2 separate regions of the Mus musculus genome follow, and region 1 is linked to region 2. A link is a loop called in an ENCODE intact Hi-C map of the cell type or tissue named here. Cell type or tissue: heart. All regions are shown on one strand. Each heading gives the region's core, and the rest is flanking DNA. Links, peaks and the distances in the headings are about the cores only. Region 1 overlaps Clk4 (CDC like kinase 4). Region 2 overlaps Col23a1 (collagen, type XXIII, alpha 1).

Region 1 (2,816 bases), core at 204-2,703, 270 kb after region 2:
TCTTAGCACTTCCCAAAGCTTAGAACACAATACCACTCCTATGTGAGATGATGCTGAATGGAACTGACTCTAGTACTAGATGACTGACAGCATGGAGACTTTAATAGGTTTTCTTTCGCTACATAGTACAAGGACAAATTCTCAACTTAGTGCTTGCCTTCAGAAACACTCATTTTTTGTTTTTTGAGAAAAGGATTTTCAGTTAGACCTGACTGTCTTGGAACCAACTCTGTAAACAAGGCTGGCCTCAAACTCAGAAATCTGCCTGCCTCTACCACCCAAGTGCTGGTATTAATGGGCATTTGTCAATGTACCTGGCTATTTTTTACATTTTTTTAAAAAGGGCCAATTAAAATTGCTCAAGGGCTGGACAGATTACTCAGTAATGTGCTTGCTATGCAAGCAATGAGGACCTGAGTTCAGATCACTCACACCCACATAAAAAGGCAGGCATCATAGCACAGACCTGTAACTCCAGACCTAGGGCTGGGGCGGGGCATATGGATCCCTAAAATTCACTGGCCAGCCCAGTCTAGCTTAATTGGCAAGCTCCAGGTTCAATGAAAGTCCTTGTCTGAAAAATGTGGAGACCCATGGAGATATCCCATTTTGACCTCTGGCCTGCACATGGGACAGAATGTATATGTACACTCCTAACACAAAATATTTTTTGTTTCCTTCTATTTATGCTGATTTTAAAAATTAGGTCACTTATAATGTTAATAATTCTACCAACTGAGCTACATTCCTGGTCTCTCAATTTGGTTAAAAATCAAGACTGACATGAATGCACACAGATTTTTTTTTTCCTTTGAGACAGGAAGTTTCTTGGTATAGGTCTGGCACTAGCTCTGTAAACTAGGCTGGCCTCAAACTCAAAGATCCACCTTCCTCTGCCTCTAGAGTGATGGAAATCAAAGGTGTGCACCACCATCTCCTGGCCAGATCTGAATATAAGAATAACATCTACAACTATAGTTAGCGATAGCCTATCCCAACAGTGTCATAAACATCCTTCAGTCTGGCAAAGTTTAATACAAATAATCATAAGTGAGAGAAGCAAGCAAGTAATTGATTTAAAGGTAAAGAGCCTTTCATTAATGAGATTTCCCCCCCCCTCAAACTCTGTAGAGTTCCTTTCTCTAAATGCCAGAATTAGTCCGATCCTTAAACTGAGACATGGCCAGTGACATCAGATAATGGTAACAATTCCCAAACTTCATCTCCAAGCTCCTGTGGATCTCTCCCAGGCTCAGTATCTAACATTTATCCTTTTACAGATCTGTGACTGTTGGACACCAGTGTTAATTCTCTCCTTTCATCATGTGGGTCTCAGAGATCAAAGGTGTGCAGCATTACCCATTTAACCACTTTGTTCCCCTACGTCAATTTTTAAAAAAAGATTAAATTTATTTTTAATGGGAATGGGGTAGGGTGGGGCAGGGTGGGGAAGATCTACACGAGTGCAGTTGCCCCTGGATACCACAAGAGGGCATAGGATGCCCTAAAGCCTAAAGGTCCATTACAAGAGCAGTGTCTCCAGTTCCATAGCTAAATCTTTAATTTTGAACTCTGCTAAGCAGAGTTTAATGGTTTGGGAGGGAAAAAAGAAAAAAGAAGCTGAATAAGGCCCAAATGGAACAAAACCAATTTAGTTGATCACCTTGAGCTTGCCTAAATGGCTGAAAAATAAGCCAACAAATCTATTAAACACCGGGCTTGCAAAGAAAGCAGTTTCAGTTCTCTTCCAAAGTGTTCCTCAGAAAGGGTGTGCATCACAACATCAGGGTGTGATACTATTATTATTTCCTGATTACTGAGGACGTAATGAGGGGAGAGGAGGTTTCTAATTGCTAGGCGAGACTCTACCACCGACCTACATACCCCCTGTCCAAATATTCAGTAAACCATATTCGTTCTTCTAATTCTGTGCCTGCCAGGCATCTTCCTGATAATGTGGCTTCTCTTGCTCAGTCAAAAATGAGAAAGCATGGATTAAACCACACACACACACACACACACACACACACACACAAATCCTAAATTCTTGATAGGTACCTTGGTTAAAAAAAAAGTTAGTAAGCCAAGCATTCCTTTCGATATAGTCATTTTAATATGGTGAAGTAAAACAGACAACACTGCAAACTTGCTGGAGACAAAAGCCCAAACTCAAGCTTTAGAGAAACACTCATCTTCCTATTTCCACTGGAGTTCTGCTGACATATTCCTCCTATTATCAAAATTGTATTTAAGGTTTTAGTTTGATTAAGGCTTTTTTTTTTTCTCTTTAGAGGGGGTGAGGGGAGGGAATTAAATTCTGAATCCCAAGCCACCGGGCTACAGGCTAAGCACTCTCAAAACACAGCAGCCCAGTGTACAGCTTCTGATGACTCATCCTTGTGACTGGCCATTAGGGTTTCACAAGTCTTGGTTGCTTGCTTCAAGTTACCCCCTCCCCCTCCACTTCACATCGCTACAGCCAGTTTACCTCTCACAGGACAAATCTCAACTTCTCAAGTGACTAATATGCAAACCCACCTATCAGTGGGTCCTTGTCCCAATAGGCCCCGACTAACATTCCCCATCCCTCCTCTGATCTCTGGCCGAGTTCGGAAATACTTTGTTTTTAGGCAGGTGTGGTGACACGTGCCACCCTAGAGGCAGAGGCAGGTGGAGTTCTGAGAGACTTCAAGGACAGCCTGGTCTGCACAGCGAGACCTTGTTTCAAACAACCAACAAAGAAATATTTACTTAGGAGGCAAAGTAAAAGATTTCTGAGCTCATGAGAGCTTTCATACACAGGAAAGAAAAGCTAC
Region 2 (2,816 bases), core at 20-2,519:
ACAGGGAACACGGACAGAGCAGAAGCTAGGGGGTCTGTCTGAGAGAACAGAGCAGGGTTTGGAAATGCTGTGTAGATGGAGCTGATTTCTAAGCAGAGTAAGGTTGAACAGAGATGGCAAAGAACAAGGAACAACAGGGCCCCAGCAGGATCCATAGAGGTGGGAGCCGGGCCCCATGCTTGCTGCTGAGAGCTCATGGAAGAGAAGCTGGACCAAGGCTCTGCCCCAATCATAGACTCTGAGCCTCCAGGACTGTGAGCTACATAAGCCTTCCCCTCCCCATCTCTCACTCTCATTTGTATGCACGTGTGTGTGGGCCAGAAGTCGCTTCAGGGGATACTGATGGCTTAGAGGGTGCACTGTGAGGGTTCGGGCAGCATGGGGCTTGGGGAATCTTTGTTCCCCACTGCCAGTCTACAAGGGCCTACATCATGTAGCCCCTGGATGCGATCACCACACTCCTCCTCCTTTTTAAGATTTATTTTTTACTTATGTGCATGTGTGCACCTGTATGAGTTTATGTGCACCATGTTATGAGCCCATGGAAGCCAGAAGATGCCCTAACACTGGAGTTATAGGGGGTTGTGAGCCGTCTTATACTGGGAACTTAATCCAGGTCCTTTGCAAAAGCAGCCATTACTGCTGGACTATCTCTCCAGTCCCCCGACACCTTTCCTCCTTTCACCCTATCTCTGTCACTTGCCTTCTCCTTCTTCCCATCCTTGCCTCAGATGGCTCTTGACATACGAAGCTTGCTCTAAACTCCATGACCTGTACCCTCATCTGTTTTCCTCTGCGGAGAGTACTCACCTGCCCCTCAGATCTCTGCATCTTGTCACAGAAGTCTCAGTTCAAAGGTCATTCCGTCCTTCTTGAATATTAGCTCCAAATCACAGACCGACCTATGGACCCCCCTCCAGCACCCTCACCGCACCCTCCTTTGTTATCTTCCTGGTACATTCCCTGTATTCAAGGACCCTTTACACGCCCTCCCAAAGGCAGGTAGGAAGCCAGAGAGCCATGGAAGCTCCACACTGAGGGTGAAGAACGTGAGAAGTCTAAAGAAGAAAAGCAAAGAAGGCCTAGTCTTGTGTTTTTGTGTAAAGGGTGAGAAGTGGAGATGAGATTAAGCCCTGAGTGACAGACAAGTCATTGTCACTTTAGAAGCTTGGCACATCTTCAAGATGAAAAAAGGGATGTGTGAGACACTTTCAGGACGACTCCACTGTGTCCAGATGGTCTCTCTCTCCCATCCCCAGCTGTTTAAGACCGTGACCGGGTCTGATTTGCCTTTGTGCCTTCCCTGTGTGGAGCACAAGGCATGATATCAAGCCTATTTATGAGATGCTGAAACATTTTGACACATACAAGCTGATCAATTCCCCTAAATTCTGAAATACCTTGCCTGTGGGTCCTTTGCATCCTGCATTGTTGATTCACAAAGTTCAGTGCTCAGAACACCCTCTCTGCTGATTGATCAGTGAGTACGAGATGATTACTTGTTTCTTTGCCCCAATCAGGTCCAAACTCTATACTTGCAATTCCAAATTTCACCACTAGGTGCCAGGCAAACACAAACTTTAACAAACAGGTCAGGTTTCTTGAGACTTCTAGCCAGGCCTTTAATTCCCACATTAGGGAGGTAGAGGCAGGAAGACTTCTATGAGTTCGAGACTAATTTGGTCTACAGTGTGAGTTTCAGGACAGCCAGGGCTATACAGTGAAATCCTGTCTTGAAAAACAAAACAAAAAGCAACAAAAAAGAGAACTTGTAATGAAAATACACCCTAAATTGAAACAAGACACATACATATAGATATATATTTAAAACTTATCATATTGAAATAAATTAAAAGTATGATAATACCCACAGTTGGACAGAGTTGGAGAAACATGCCGCATTCGTGCTCTGTTGGTGGGAATGTAAATGAGAGCGGCCTCCCAGAGGGCAATTTGGCAACGCACATCAAAAGCCTTCAACATGTGCAAACCCTTTGGTGCAACAATCCAACTTATAGACATTTATTGTATGGAGATAATCACAGAAATAAGCCTTTACTTACTCCCAGGATGTTGAGTGTAAGGATGAAAAATTGTCCATATAAATGGCATAACTTAGAGACTGGCTATATAAAATGATACATGTGATCAGATACTATGTAGCCATTACATCTTGTAACAGTTTTTAATGATGTGGGAGTGTCTCATGATATTTCAAGTGAGAGAGAGAAGTGTGTTCCTAGAGGCTTGGTTTTTTTTTTTATAGTGGAAGTATGCGAACAAAGCTGCGTATAAAAATGTTAAAAGAACATGAAAATAGTGAGCTATTGTCTGTGGATGGTAGGAGGAGGATTGCTTTTCCCCCTTTGGTTGCCTTTTTCTACTTTCCTAATGTTTTACAATAGACACGACCATGCATTTATTGCAACAGTAAGGTCCTATTAACAAGCCCTTGGGGGCATGAAGGACAGACAGCCTCTGTTCAGGAAGGGCATGGAGACAGTGACCCCAGAGCCCCGTCAGCTCTGACCCCCTTGAGTCCATACATAACCTGCCTCACAGATGTGGGTGGCCCCTGTTGCCCCTGTCCCTTAGCCACTCCATGGGCCGCACATGTGGACTTCATTTCATCTAGGGGTGTGGGGGCAGGGAGAGGCGGAGTGAACGCAGACAGCACAGGCCGGGGATCCCAGCACAGCCCTTCGCTCCAGCTTGCCTGTTCTTTCTTCCCCTAGGAACTGCTGAGAGCCTGGTTCAATGGGAAAAAGAAAATCGCTCCCCTACCCCACCCCGACCCTGGAGTTTGCCAACAAAGT

What was found. A loop is a pair of places that touch in the nucleus more often than their neighbours do. Peaks named below come from ENCODE experiments on the same cell type or tissue, not always from the same donor. Only the 100,000 strongest peaks of a DNase experiment are listed, where the experiment ranks them.
Region 1: it touches region 2 in a loop (9-fold over the local background); 1 of 42 quality-filtered maps calls a loop at or near these places.

Annotation. Positions count from the first base shown.
Region 1 is chr11:51,264,243-51,267,058 of GRCm38, reverse strand. All of the region lies in intron 1 of Clk4 (CDC like kinase 4), which reads right to left. Among named protein-coding and RNA genes, the nearest start is that of Clk4, 2.5 kb to the right of the region's middle. In heart, for the core only: a CTCF peak has its summit at 1,495 (motif pointing right); a DNase peak (open chromatin) is centred at 2,418; H3K4me3 peaks cover 1,081 bases; H3K27ac peaks cover 688 bases.
Region 2 is chr11:51,533,247-51,536,062 of GRCm38, reverse strand. The region is part of intron 5 of Col23a1 (collagen, type XXIII, alpha 1); the gene reads right to left. Among named protein-coding and RNA genes, the nearest start is that of Phykpl, 50 kb to the left of the region's middle. In heart, for the core only: CTCF peaks have their summits at 1,339 and 1,550; no DNase peak of the experiment used is centred there; H3K27ac peaks cover 31 bases; H3K27me3 peaks cover 730 bases.